3 separate regions of the Homo sapiens genome follow, and all the other regions are linked to region 2. Evidence: chromatin loops called from intact Hi-C (ENCODE). Cell type or tissue: B cell. All regions are shown on one strand.

What was found. Peaks named below come from ENCODE experiments on the same cell type or tissue, not always from the same donor. Only the 100,000 strongest peaks of a DNase experiment are listed, where the experiment ranks them.
Region 1: it touches region 2 in a loop (5-fold over the local background); 4 of 110 quality-filtered maps call a loop at or near these places.
Region 3: a loop joins it to region 2, with 11 times the contacts of the local background. A loop is called at or near these places in 3 of 110 quality-filtered maps.

Annotation. Positions count from the first base shown.
Region 1 is chr3:186,527,275-186,532,274 of GRCh38, reverse strand. No RefSeq gene overlaps it. Among named protein-coding and RNA genes, the nearest start is that of CRYGS, 15 kb to the left of the region's middle. In B cell, a CTCF peak has its summit at 2,801 (motif pointing left); a DNase peak (open chromatin) is centred at 2,934; H3K27ac peaks cover 272 bases.
Region 2 is chr3:186,359,749-186,364,748 of GRCh38, reverse strand. DGKG (diacylglycerol kinase gamma) reads left to right here and starts at 2,515. Exons shown (of 25, transcript NM_001346.3): 1 at 2,515-2,803. RefSeq lists a silencer at 2,356-2,445 and an enhancer at 3,230-3,747. In B cell, no CTCF peak of the experiment used is centred here; DNase peaks (open chromatin) are centred at 2,478, 2,598 and 3,739; H3K4me3 peaks cover 1,922 bases; H3K27me3 peaks cover 3,264 bases.
Region 3 is chr3:186,257,740-186,262,739 of GRCh38, reverse strand. It overlaps DGKG (diacylglycerol kinase gamma), which reads left to right. Exons shown (of 25, transcript NM_001346.3): 15 at 962-1,041; 16 at 2,227-2,301; 17 at 4,801-4,886. Among named protein-coding and RNA genes, the nearest start is that of DGKG, 100 kb to the left of the region's middle. In B cell, CTCF peaks have their summits at 2,801 and 3,000 (motif pointing left); DNase peaks (open chromatin) are centred at 934 and 3,009.

The DNA.
Region 1 (5,000 bases), 170 kb before region 2:
ACCATGATTATGTGAGAAACAGGAGATAATTATCATTATTCCCATCTTACTCATGAATAAATTGAATCACAGAAAAGGCTCTGTGACTTTCAGGTGGATTACAGACTTTCTAGACCCCCATATTTAAGACCAGCCTGTTGGTGTGATGGGGGTTCATGCCAAAAGTCTTCTCTGTGATGTGACAATTTCAAGAAAGCCATTTTCCTCACACAAGTTTAAGGCATGCTTTCAGTGGACCCTATGGTTTCAAGTAATGTTAGTGAAATACAAGTGGGAAGTGGAGTGCTAGAGTTGGGGGAAAGTGTGAATGTCTATGAGTATGCACCTGGAAGACAAATAGAAATGTATTTATCCAGAAAATGTGCCACATATACTCCATGGAATACTATGCAGCCATAAAAAAGAATGAGTTCATGTCCTTTGCAGGGACACGGATGCAGCCGGAAGCCATCATTCTCAGCAAACTAACACAGAAACAGAAAACCAAACACCACCTGTTCTCACTCATAAGTGGGAGTTGAACAATGAGAACACATGAACACATGGAGGGGAACATCACACACTGGGGCCTGTCGTGGAGTGGGGGGCAAGCAGAGGGAGAGCATTAGGATAAATACCTAATGCATATGAGGCCTAAAACCTAGATGACAGGTTGATGGGTGCAGCAAACCACCATGGCACATGTATACCTATGTAACAAATCTGCATGTTCTGCATATGTATCCCAGAACTTAAAGTTAGATTAAAAAAATAATAAATGTATTTATCCATGGTTTTGCTGATCTTTTGCCCTCCTGCCCTCCATTTCTCTGGTTTCTGTCTGGGTCCTGCCATAGTGGAAGGATGAATTTGGCAGATCTGCAGAGCACAATGGAGGTTCGGGGCATACTCTTCAGGCACCTTTCCTTTTAAGCAAATCTAATCAGGAAAAATTTCAAATTTGCACAACCAGTAGATTAGGGGAAAATATTCACTTTTAAATGACCATGGGACTGTTTTTAAAATGTACACTCAAAATTTCAACAAAAATTCAGTGTTCATAGAATGTCTGTTATCAAATAGTTGTGTGTTAAATGAGAGAAAAATCCATAGGATGTTAAAAGTTGACCTATGCCTAGATTTATCAAAGCAGATTCTCTCAGGCAGTGACATTCTCACACTGTCCTTAGGCCCTGGGAAGAGGAGCCCTTCTCTGCCTTGGGGAGGTTCCTACATATCTCAAAATCTACAATAAAAAAACACTTTCTGTCTTTCCTGTCTAAATCTTTCTGTCTCTCTCTGTCTGGTTTGGTAACCAGTTGGGCGAAGGGAAATTATGGGAGAGGGCAATGGGCTGGAATACACTCTGTAGACTAGGGGATACGGATCTGAATGCTCAAGTAGGGAGGTGGGTGAAAGGAGAAAATCACAGCCTCTTCTCTGGGAAACTAGAGAAAGAGGGTCTGATTGATTGATCAATTGCTTACTAATTACTTATTTGAGGGGTTTGCTTTATTAAGGTATCATTTGCAAACTATAAAATTCACCCTTTTTAAGTGTTTGGTTTGCTGACTTTTGACAAATGCATACAATTGGCTAACTACCAACACAATCAAAACATAGGACATTTTCATCACCCAATTAAACTCCCTATGTCCCTTTGCAGTTAATCTCTGTCCCTGCCCCCTCACTTCCTGCTGTGGAATCACTGATCTGTTTCCTCTCCCCATAGCTTGCCTTTAATGTCATGTAAATGGAATCATGCAGTATGTAGACTTCTGTGTCTAACTTCTTTCATTTAGAATAATGCTCTTTAGATACATCTATGTTGTTGCATGCACAGTGGTTTGTTCTTTTTTATTAGAGTATTATTCTACTGTATGTAGACATTCTACTGTACGTATGGATGTATCCCATTGTTTTTTCTTTTCTTTTCTTTCTTTTTTTTTTTTTTTTTTTTTTTTTGAGGCGGAGTTTCGCCCTTGTTGCCCAGGCTGGAATGTGATGGCGTGATCTTGGCTCACCGCAACCTCCACCTCCTGGGTTCAAGCAATTCTCCTGCCTCAGCCTCCCGAGTAGCTGAGACTACAGGCATGCATCACCATGCCCGGCTAATTTTGTATTTTTAGTAGAGATGGGGTTTCTCCATGTTGGTCAGGCTGGTTCCATTATGTTTTACCATTCACTAGTTAAAGGACATTGAGTTGTTTCCAGAAAGGCTACTATGGTTTATAGTTGCTTCAAACCACCCAAAGTGGGTGTATAGCCAGGCTAGTTTCCCCAAGATAACTGTGCTCTTTCCCCTCTCTCTGCTCCAGTGATGGAGTTTTGGCAGGTCCTTAGAAATACCTGGAAATCCTGAGTTGAGAAAATGACAAGTGAAACCTATTTGCCTTGGCTTCCTGGGGATCTTGATTGTGTTAGTTTCTATCCTGGGTTCAGAAGGTCATCAGCTGGGAGTCCTGGAATCCACGTCCGGCTTTAGCGCCATCTTGTCCCAGCAGATCTGAGCTACTCCCAGGTTCACAGTTAGCAGGGGTGGCCTAGGGGAGGGCTTGGCTCCTTTTGCCTCTGGGTTGCAAGCTAGGAATGCAGACTGGCACTAGGAATAGCTTAATTTACAGATTCTAAATGTTTAGACGTCGCGTATGTGGGCGTCCGTTTGTATTCTTGCTCCAGGTCTGCAAATGTTAGGGAGGACCTGTTCCTGGCCGTAACTGGGGAGGACATCTCACAGTTTCTTCCTACACTCCTGTAACCAAATTACTCCATCAGGCACCAGTGGCCCTCTGGTGGTTCAGAGGAATAAATTCTTTACTAGAAGTACCTGCTTTGCTCCCAGGGTGTAGCTTCTGTGCTGGGAGAATCTTACCTCATTATTCCATCTGGTCCCCTGACTGACAGCAGCTGTCAGGGCAGGAGAAAACAACCCGTGCTTGGCAGTCCTCCTCTATGTCCCCAGTCAGCTTCCTCACCCACTCTCAGCAGCAGCTGCTTCCTCCTCACTCTCCCCAAGTCCCCCCCATCACATGGCCTGGCCTCCACAGATACCTCCACCTTCTACTTAGTAGAGAAAAGAAAGACGTTTGTTCAGCTTCCTCCCCACTGCAGCACATTTCTTCCTGTCTTGAATATATCAGGGTTCCCTGACATTTTGTTCTTGGTCCTCTTCACGCTTGACTCTCTCATGGATTTAGCTTTCCTCTCTTCCTACATATGACTTCCAAATCTACCTCTCCTGACTCATTCTCTCTTAGCTTCAAGATCCAGCCATCATCCTGTCCTTATCCTCTCTTCTCTCATATCCAGCTGGTTAGAAAATCCTGTCCAATCCACCCTCTGTGGATTTCTCAAAGCCATCCTCCATCCTCTGCCTCTCTGCCTTGTGCCTCTGCACACGTACTTGGTGTGTCCTCCCACAGGTCTCACAGCCTTCTCTGTCACTCCTCAAAAATCAAGAACCTCACTGCCTTCAGAGCATTCTTTCTACAACACAGTCATGAGTGTGTCAAATCCTTAATTTAAACCCTTCTAATCCTCTGGGTTCCAAGTGTTTGCCAAACAAAATCCCAACTTCCTGGACCATGACATATGTACTTCATGACACAGTACACAGAGGCATCCAGCAGGCATGAGGGGTGATATGGTTTGGCTGTGTCCCCACCCAAATCTCATCTTGAATTCCCATGTGTTGTGGGAGGGACCCGGTGGGAGGTTAATTGAATCATGGGGGTGGGTCTTTCCCAGGCTGTTCTCGTGATAGTAAGTCTTGTGAGATCTGATGGTTATTATAAGGGAGAGTTTTCCTGCACAAGCTCTCTTTCTTTGCTTGGTGCCATCCATGTAAGGCATGACTTGCTCCTCCTTGCCTTCTGCCATGATTGTGAGGCTTCCCCAGCCACATGGAACTGTAATTCCAGTTAAACCTCTTTCTTTTGTAAATTGCCCAGTCTAGGGTATGTCATTATCAGCAGCATGAAAACAGACTAATGCAAGGGGCTGCAGCGCCGCTGGAGGAAGGGGCTTGGGAAAGCCTAAGGCCTGCAGAGGGGCCCCTTAATTCCACCTGGCACAAAGGTTCATAGCTCTCCACTCCCCCAGTACCCTGACTCCCACCTCCGATCGAATATACTTGCAGTGAATCACATAATTTTCCAAGGGTGTCATGCTGTTTTCCACTGGGAATAACCCTCCCTACATTTTTTTTTTTTCTGTGAGTCTTCTCCTTATCATTTTTAACAGCTTAGATGTCCCCTCAGGGGCTTCTCTGACAACATACCTCTCTTCAGTGCTCCTGTGACACTCCAGCTTCACCGCTTCTCAGTCCATAGTATCCAGAGTAGTTGTTTCTCATCTCCTTTAGATTGTGAGCTCCTTGAGGTCAAGGACTGTGTCTTTTGCCCACATATCACCGGGGTAAATGTTTGTTGTTAAATGGGCATTTATCATGCACTTACTATGTGTCAGGTTATTTGTGTACTGTTGCCAGTACTGATACATTAGGAATTTAAAGAAACAAGAGTCCTCTTGAAGACCTAAAGTTATCAAGTATCCTTATCAAGGATATAGCAGAGATCCTCAAAGTCATCTTAATAAGACAGATAGGCTCCCCATCCTTCCAGTTTTACTGTATCCTGATTGGAAGCAAAAAATGTCTTATATGCAGAAACAAGTCAAAAAACAGAAGGGGCATGGCCAGCCACAGAATATAAGAAAAGTTGAGTCCTGGGGACCAAGGTTGGATGAGTAGGTGGGTATGTCCAGGTGTTGTTCCTGAAAGAGGAAGCCTTGGCTAGTGCCTTTAGATGTCGCTGTCCCTTGGGCAGGAGCAAGCAGGACACTCACCTACTGCTGATGGACTCAAGCTTCTAGCTGTCAGACACTTGAGTCCTCTAATATCCCTCATCCTGCTCCATGTTTCTCAGGCAAACCTCTGATTCTGACTTGGCTTTCAAGTAATGTGACTGCTATTAGTCATAAGGGTTCATTTCCTATGATAGTTATTCCTCTTTGTAAGTTAC
Region 2 (5,000 bases):
CCCAGCCTTCTTTTCTTGTGCTGGGAAGACCCAGAACTCACCATGAATTGTCCTACGTCTCTGCTTTTGCTTTCTCCCAGCCTAGATTGCCCTTGTCCTGTTGATCTTTAAGTGAGATCTCTATTCCCCTTTAAAATCCGATCGCAAACCCTACCTCCTCCATGATGCCTCCATTAGCACTAATTGTTCTTGGTGCTTCTTCCCGCCCCATCCCTCTTTGCCTTCCACATTGCTTCAGCCTCTACTACCACCCTTTTCCTCCATGTTATTAGCATGTAACTCAGTCCACACAGCCTTCTCTGAACTCCTTCTGCAGCAACTCAGATGCATCATTTGGCTCCATCCTGATCCTAAAGGAATCCATTTGCAAGCAAACCGATGAACAATATTGACTTTACAAATGATTTCTTTCATAGGACCGGGGGCTTTCATAGCCCACCCCACAGCAAACTACTTACCAATCTTTGCAAGCATCTCCCCTGTCCAAATCCCTGGACAACTTGGCAACCCTGTTGCCTGTTCTCAGGCAAGTTGCTTGGCAACCCTGTCCTCAGAGCTCCTCCCCTCTCGTTACCCTTCCCCAATGTGCTCTCAACGAAGCTAAGGCTCCACACTCAGTCTCTGCATGTCTTCTTCATTTGTTCCATTCAATTTATTTCCTTCCTGTCCTAATAGGCAGAGCAACTCAATGTTGTCCTAACACCTATTTGCAAACATGTACCCCAAGTCCATTATGATGCTCAGCCAAACACAGGGTCTCCTTCAGTTTAGCCTTCTTTAGAAGGAGTCAAGAATAGACAGCCAGAATGTTTTTCTTGTGACATGTATGTGCATTTTCCTCCATTGAGCATGCAGTCAAAAAAAGCAAGGATTGTGTCTTCCACATCCATGCAACCTAGCAGAGTGAAAATATATACCAGAAACCTGTGCTCAGGGCTCCTCTCTTCCAGGGATGAGGACAGTTCTAAGCCCTTTCTGTCTCTCAGTTCTTCTTTCCTCCCAAGTAAGGCCCAGGACTGGAGTTACGGGGAAGCACCTGAAGACAGAGTAGGAGTTTAATAAATAGCTGTAAAATGAATGAGTCAGTGACTGAAGAGGAAAAAAAGAAAGGACAAGGAAGAACTTTGAAGGCACCCTCACCAAGATTATTTCAGCCTAGCTGAAGGAAACTTTGAGAAGCCACCCAGGGTGATAGAATGGATAAGACCCAGAGGATAAGAGGAGTCGCAAACACGGGGTTCTGGTATCAGCTCTGTCTTCATCACTGTGTGGAATCTTAAGGAGATCTCTCAGCTCTGTTTCTCATCTGTCTCACCAGCCTGCCTGCAGATAGCCTAGTATGGACACCACCCAACAGGGTCCTCAGGGCTGTTTGACATTCGTGTTTGAGGCTTCTTCCCCAAATGCACAGACACCCAGAGCCCCTCGGCGCCTCCACACTCTGCGGAAAGCTTTTCTTGGCTGCAGTGCTGGCCCGGGGACCTTCACTGCCCACTGGCAGAAAAGAATTCTCGGCTGTGGAAATGAGTAAACTCCACATATTTTAAAGATGACAGTCTAAACTCCTAATGACTCTAAATGTGGTGTGAAATGGACAGCAGTCATCTTGCTGTGTGACATGCCTGAAATAGTGTCACCACCACCATCACCCCCTCACGTGGACATGCACGTCATGGAAAGAGAAGCAACAAGTCATAGTGCCTTGGCTAATGTAGCTCCCCTATTCCCCCCGACCCCTCACCCCAGCGTCTTTTCTGTGCTCTTCTACATTTTAAAAAAAGAAGAGATCTATTTATTCTGCAGGAATACAGTCCAAGGTCACCTAAAAGCAAAGGAGAATGGGAATTAAACACACCCAGAGACCCGACCCATCCAACAGAGTCCAGCTCAGGCAGGCTGTGCCAGTCTCCACCAGGCTACGAGGGGAAAACCTTTTCGAGTTGAACTGCCACCAATCCACTGCCACCGAAGTCAAGGTTGTCAGAAATGACCCTCTGGACAGGGCTAGTGATTTGGATCCTAGAGATACTGAGTTCCTGGGAAACAAAGAGAACTTGTTGATTTTGTATTTTTATTTTTTCTTCGATTTGGTCGGGATATTACGGTAGCCTTGACCAGAGTTGAGAAAAGGAAACGCCCAGTCGGTATTTATTTGTCAAACAGTTGTCCTTTGCCTCCGGGGTCAGGGGCCCTCTGGTACCCACCACTGTTGCATCCTCTCCACACTCCTAAGCCTGTAACTCCTCCTCCCAAACCGAAGCCCTGTCAGTAAAAAGCGTCCTAATGATGCCCGCGCCCTAGTTGCACCAAAGGGGGTCAGGTTCCCATCGAGCGGATCCACATTCGTGTGTGCGCACGCGTGTGCATGTGTGGAAGCGCGTGTCTGTGTGTGCCGTGTGTGTACGCGCGCGCGCCGGTGTGTGTGGCGGGGGCGGGCTCTGCGCCCGGGGGCAGGGCTCCGCAGTGAGAGTGGCAGCTGGACTTGCCAGGCTGCGAGGGGCAGGGCACAGAGCCGCAGTGCCGTAGTAGCGGGCCACGGAGATAGACAGCTTTGGAGCTGCTGAACTCCGAGCACAGGGTGAAGACCCCGGCGCTACCAACCACAGCCTGGCAGCCTGGTCTCCGCGGCACCCACTGGGGCTGCATCCCCCTCCCCCGAGAGGGCTGCGCAGGCGGGAAGACGCCCAGAGGCCAGCTTCGGTCCCCCTTCTGTCTCTCGGTTCCTCTTTCCTCCCAAGTAAGGGAATAAACCGCGAAGAAGGAGCGCCCCGGGCCACCGCGCAACCAAGTGTTGCCTGGTGAGGTAAGACGGCGGCCGGCGCGGCGGAGGGGGTCCCCGGCTCAGGGAGCACCCGGTGCAGCAACTTGGTAAAGGAGGGCAAAGCGGGAGCCGGTCCCGCGGCCAGGGAAGGGGCTGCAGCCAAAGCCACGGCGCCCACCCCGACAGTTCCACCTGCCACAAAGCCCTGCAGGAAGGGATGCCCCGCTCGAGGGGTGCAGGCTTGGGGAACGCACAGGGTGGGGCTCGGCTCTCTCTGCGACTGAGAGGCCCCCTCAAGCCTCAAAGCTGTGCGGGTGGGAGGCGGCCTTGCTCCAGGCAGTTTGCTAAAGCAACTGGTCGGATTTCCTTCTTCTTCTGGACTTAACCTTGGCTCCTTGATATCCAGTTCGCGCTCCAGGCAGTCCGAGAAGCAGGAGATGCTTTTCCTAATGTCTGGCCGCCAAAGCCTCCGACCGTCCCGCGGGGTTCTAGGACTTTGGGGGCACTCCACAAAGCCCCTGCGCAGGGCGACTTAAAGGGAAGCTGAAGCGAACACGGACACCTCAGAGAATAAAGGAGGGAAGGGTCGAATCTGAGGTTGATCTGTGTAGTCTCAGAGTCACAAGATGTGTCCGTGTGTGTGCTTGTGTCCTGAGGAGTGCGTACCCGGAGTCACCTGTGGTGCTTTCGCAGACTCCACCGGTCCACCTCCCCTTGCCTAGTCTGAGATTTTCTTCGTTTGAACTAGTGGAATAGAATTAGGGGAGGGGGCTGTGGAGTTCTAAAAAGCCCTACAGGTGATTTGACGTGCTGCCCCCATCCCCACCATCACTGCAGTGGAAAGCTTGGGACTAGAGCTAGAACCACCTCCCAGATGGGAGGGATGAGCTGCGGAACTCAGGGTGGCGGTCGAGACCCCTCCCCCAGTCGCCCCCCGCGGCGGGAGCGTCTGCTGCAGCGCGAAGCGATCTGTGGCTGCGCCGCAGTGGTGCCCGGGAGCGCTGTGAACCCGTGGGCGCGCTCTCCCGCGCTGCGCCGCTGCCTCCTCGGACTTCATTAGCATACGATGACCTCTCTGTGGGGAGGAGGGCCTGGGAGGGCTGTTTGTCATTCCTTTATTTTGGGGGCTTGGCGACGACACTTTGGATCTGGAGGTGAACACCAGGGGTCATGATGAGAGACAGTGGTCAGGACACAGGACTGGAAACGACCCCTCTGGTCTGGATGGGGGAATCAACTTTGTTATTTTGGTGCTTGGGATTCTCTGTCTGTAAAATACAGCTGGCAGAGCCACTTGCTGGCACACAGGGCACCCTGGTTGTCAATGAAGGAAATTAGATCATAGAGGGCAAATGTCGAGGTTTGGTCATGAACCCAGGCACAGACACACACCCCTTTATATTTTATGTCCCTCTCACTCTCATTCCAGGCATGTGTCTAACATGGGAAGGTACTTAACTGTTTGTCATATTAAAAGACTACATTTGCTGGAGATTCCATTCCGAATATGAATTATACTCCTTAAATAAAACGGCTGCAACTAAGCCAACTTCCCGGTCGTACTCCTGATCTATGTCTTTTTTGCCAATCACCCTTAACGTTTACACCCAGCACTATAGGCATTACTACAGGTATTTTTCTGGGAGGGGCTTTAGGGTGGGAAGCTAGTAGATGAGTCTTTCCTACCTTAGAATTTTATGGAGTGGTTGGTTCAGATCAACCGAGACATGGGGAGAAAACGACAAACATCAGCGTGTCTTGAAATCTAGACTCTCAGAGATGGGAGTAACTACTAAGATCATCTGTTCCAGCTCCCCCAACTGCTCCAACTCCCCACACAACACCATCAACAGATGGTGAGGATCCCTCCAACCCGGACACTCCCAGAGGCCCAGGCTGTGCATGTGTGAGCCTCTGCGAGGAAAGAACCCAGAAGCCAGCAACTCTCCCCTCTCCTACTGATGGGAGTTGGTGGATGCTGGCCCCATCTCCTCCCCTGGAAGAGAAGGGGGAAAAGGGCGGGGAAGTACCTTTTCTTTGTGGTAAAACTTTAAAACTTTTAAAATGTATATCTTATTGTATTACATCATTATAATGTACTCTTTTAGTATAAAAGTAATTCATGTTCATTGCCTAAAAATTGGGAAGTTGAAAAGTATGCAAAGAACAAATCAATCACCCATGATCCTACCACTCCCATCCCACACTGTTAATATACTGGCATATTTCCTTTCCATCT
Region 3 (5,000 bases), 100 kb after region 2:
CTCTAGACTTACTAGAGGAGCAAGAGCAGGACTTGGCTGCACCTGCAGCTGAGGGTTAGCAGGAATTAGGAGATAACAGTAGAATAGGGCTAGACTGAAAAGGCCTTTGATGCCAGGTTAGGAAATTTACATTTTATCCACAAAATCCAAATCCTCCTTTAATAATGAGATGTCTTTACAAGTTTTTGGGCAAGAGTGGTATGGCTGACCTGGTGTCCTGGGAAGGAACTGTGTGGGGATGGTGTGCAGGACTTACCTAGGGTGGGAAAGGCACAAGCAGCATGGGGCTGTGGCAGCTACCAGAGGTAAAGGGACATTTCAGGGAAAGACTTGGCAGGACAAGACCTTCCTTGGATGGATGGATGAATAACAGAAACAGGGAACCAAGAGAAAGGCCGAGTTTCATAGGGAGAGAAGATGGGTCATGTATGAGGCATGTTGAGCTTGTACTGATGGTGAGACGTCCAGTCGACAGTACTACCCACTGGCCAGTGAGAAATGTGGGACCAGGGTTCAGGAGGAAACTGGGGCCGGAAATGAGCATTTGGAAGGCGCCAGGGTGGAAGCGGGTGGTTCACTCCACGAGTGCTATTTCACTTACGCGTATGATCAGACGGCCGTGCTTTCTAAGATCATATTCAGCTGTGTCTCCCACAAAATTTCATCTTGTGCTGTAGGTACAAGACCACGTCATCGTTGAATGATTTGAAGCTACAGCATCATTGTCCCATCGCTGATCCTGACCTCAAACCCTCATTTCCGTTAACACTACTTAAAGGCCATTCAAACTGGAGACACTTAGCTACTTAGCCCCTCCGAAAATTCAGCCAGTGGAAAAACACCTGACTGCCTGCCCTCCTGCTTCTCATCTGCCTCTCCGAAGCTGTCTTGGCTTCAACTCTCATCTCACGCCCCCTATTGGATGAAGCAGAGCTAATTTCTTTTTCTTTTACCTTTCAAGTATAAGATCATCCCCACCCCGGGTACCCACCCCCTGCTGGTCTTGGTGAACCCCAAGAGTGGAGGGAGACAAGGAGAAAGGTACGTTCTCTTCTGTTTCAAAGTGGAGCAACTAGGGCGACACGACTCAGGCCCTTCCTCCCCTTGGCAGGAACACAGCAGGCTGTGGAGACAGGCAGACTCAAATCCCAGCACTGCCACCTGCCACTTTATGACCTGGCCCAAGTGACTTAATGTCCCCGGGCCTCGGTTTCTCCCTCTGTAAAATGGAGATAATTATCATTCCTCCTCTCACAGGTGAGAACAGACACGGTGCTTAGCCCACAGCCTGCCACGTGAGCCATTATTAAGACCACTAGAGTTAGACCACGCTCTGAGATGCCTGTGCCTTTCTAGCCTCTCAGATCTCTTGATTTAAGAGATGATGGGCAGCCCGTTGATTAGGACCTGCTGGGCTACCGTCACCCGTGAGAAGCCAGTGCATCCACCTCATCAGTTTGCTGAAATGCCCAGTTCAGCGGAGGCTAGAAATTGCTGAACAGCACAGGTGGACAGGGAGAATGGTTAAAGCAGCTCTGCCTCCCAATTCCGGGATCATTAACAGATGGCACCGTGATCTGGAATCCAGGTTAAAAAATAATAATTAGTAGAGTTAAAGCAAGAACTATGAGGACCCCCACCCCTGTCCAAGGGGCAGGACACCCCTCCTGAACTGACCTGACAATTCCAAGCTGGAGCCAGGAAAGCAGGCCTGGGTGCAGTCACGGCCTCTCAGCGCCCTCCCTCCCCCACAGCCCAACACCACCTCCTGCGTTTCCTCCTGATCCCAGGACTGCAGGGGGCCTCTCCCTGGGGAGGAGGGGGTCCTGTGATGCTTTTGTACAGTCTGCAGAGGGCAGAATCACACTGCCTAGACCATACAGAACATTTGGGAGAAGGTCTCTGTGGAGGATAAAGCTTTAGAATGAAAGTTCTGTTCTCTGGGTTTCTCTGCCCTGTCCTCTTTGTAAGGGGCGATGCTTCTGGGCTTAGGAGCTGGAGTCTAGGTTGGTAGTTCAGCCTTGAACCGGGAGTGATAACACGGGTGATGCCAGGTGGAACCTGGACGCCAGGGTCAGCAGGCAGTGCCCTCCCCTCCGGGGTTTAAATGAACCCTCATCCCTGCCACCAGTGGGCTCCAGAGGTGTTTGCCCTAATGTGACTTCTCACGATGACATATTCCTTCTCTGTCTCTCTCTCTCCCTCCTTTTCTTTTTTTTTCCATAGAATTCTTCGGAAATTCCACTATCTGCTCAACCCCAAACAAGTTTTCAACCTGGACAATGGGGGGCCTACTCCAGGGTATGGAGATCACAATCTTTACCTCTTATTTCTCCCCCTCCCTTTTAAACTCCAATGAAGATGCCTCTTTTGTCACCTTTTTTTTCTTTCGTCTCTCAACTTGTTCCTTCCTGCCATTTTACTCCCTTTCTCTGCTTTTTCTCACGTCTGACTCTGACTCCTGGAGATACTCAGGATGCCCAGGAAGGCTAACTCTGTTTGAGAAGTGGCCTCCTGTAGCTTGTCCTAGAAAAAGTTATTTTATAAGAGGGGGAAAACTGCACACACCTTTCATTTGATTGACAGGAGGAACAGGCTGGTAAATTATTTTAACTTATTTGCAAGGCTCTGTTAGCTGGTGTCTTCATACTGAATCATCAGAGAAGAGAAAGTTTTCTTATCATTGTCAGTCAGCAGTTTGGAAATCTAGACAGTGACTCAGAGTTCTGCCTTGGTGTTCCGTTGTGGGGTCATTTTAGGATCAAGACAATTACTTGTTCAATGGAATCACTTTTGTTTTCTAAATCATTCGATTTTGAGGTTGTTTTGCTCCTCCTGCCACTTACTCATTGGCTATTCTCTTCTCGTTAGCATGGGGTTGTAAAGAGGCCTGGTGGGAGGCGTGGTCCCTGTGTCTGCGGCTAATGGTGAGCTGCAGGTCTCTGTGATGCGGCCCCTACAGCACCTGGGCTAGAAGGCCAGGAAAGCCTGGGCTTCCTCCCAGTCCGGGCCGGTGCTCGAGAGCCCTCTACTGGCCGGCCCCGGGCCCGGGGCTGTCTGCATACTCTGGGCTGGGCTTGCCCAGCACGCAGCCATTTGCCCAACCTCCAAACCAGGATTTCTGCTCCGGGTTCAGCTAGACCCCTCAGAGAGGTTGGAGTAAGGACTCTGAAAAGAGAATTTGACCCTGTCTTTGGTTGGCTGACACCAAAGCTATTGTTTATGGCAGCGGTAGTACAAGGCCCAGTTAAAAAGAGAAAGAAACATAAGTGCGGATTCAGTACACCTGCCATGATTTACCTGTAAAAGTAATTTCAGAACAGAGCCCACCTCTGTACACCACTGCAGTTGCCATCACAGTCACCGTGATTGCCATCACTGCTGAACAGTACAGCCTTGTGACGGAGCAGCCCCCCACAGACACCTTTACCAGCCCACTGTCAAAACTGGCAGACAGTCCTCCAGCTTCACCTCGTGTATTCTAAATTGTTTTCATCTGAGACGACGAGCCAGGTGGCTACTTCCCGGGCTGATACGCCCTGAGGGTCTCTCATGCGCATGTCACTCTCTAATCAGACAAGCTGCCTAGCTGGAGGGAGCGTCTGTTCAGAATTCACTTCCCGTCGGAGAGTCCCGTCGGAGAGCAGAGTTCTGCAAGAGAAGGAATGTTAATTTGCCTACACATGCATCAGTGATTCTGAAAGCTCCAGGGCTCTTCTCAGACCACCAGGCTGGGCAGATTGGAAATATTGACCTTAGGCTTCCCAAGTTCCACCCCCAAGGTGTCCGCAGGGCACATTCATTCTAAAGCAGAGGTTCTTAACTTTTTTGTGCCAGGAACCCCCTTGGCAGTCTGGTGAAGCATAGAAACCCCCTCTTGGAATATTTCTTAATGCATAAATTTAATAATAAAAGGTGACCAGGGAAACCATATCAAAAAACAGTTATTAAAACAGTAAAACAAATTAGTGATATGAGAATATATGAGCTTCACCAATACGTCAAATAGGAAGACCCAGAAGTGGGTCTAATAACTACCGTAAATTCCAAGCAGTGATGAGCATGGCAGTGGTATGAGGCATCTGTCACAACCATAATGAAACACTAACATGGCTGTGATTTTGACCGCTGACAAAGTCATGGGTATGGTTCCAACCTCTGTGGTCTGTTGCCTACATGCTGAATTGAAGGAAATACTACTAATTTCAGTTTGAGCTTAGGGAAAATAAGAATGTATTATTTTCTCCTCCAAGTTAATGGCCCTCTGAATCCAATCCATAGAACCCTTGGAGGTTGGTGGACCCCAGGTATAAGCACCCTGCTCTCCAGGGTTAAGGCTCCTGAGAAGAGAAGGGCATCACTCCACTCACTGTGGCCCACAGGAGAGTGAAGAGAAGATCCAGCAAATTCGGTGCATCTTGCTTACCAGGGCGGGTGTCAGGACAGAGCAGGCAGGAGAGCCCGAGAGGAGTGAAAACACTGGGGGCTATTTGTATTGACGCCAAAACTCTGGACTCCTCTGCGTAACTAGTACAGAATTTCTAGAAAACCATTTTCCATTTGTGTCGAATGTTGAGTCAGATTATCCTTGCACAAGGATGGCCCCCTTGGCCTTGGCTCCATATTCAAGGCACTGCATAGTAACTTCTGGTTTCAGAACATTGAGTGACCCTTTCAACCACAAAAGGAATCGAGGTCTTAACATACTCCTGGGGAACAGGGCAGACTCTGACTCAACATGTATCAATGTCAGCTGCAACCTAGTAACAAGCCCATTTTGGCCTTTCTTCTTCTTCCCAGGTTGAACTTTTTCCGTGATACTCCAGACTTCCGTGTTTTGGCCTGTGGTGGAGATGGGACAGTTGGCTGGATTTTGGATTGCATTGGTAAGCATGGGCTGAGAGGGCGTTTGCTGCTTATTTATAGTAAGCGTATTTACAATCAGCAGAAGGCAATAAAAAAGAAAGAGACATGGAGCCATGTCTGTTCATCCTTGTATC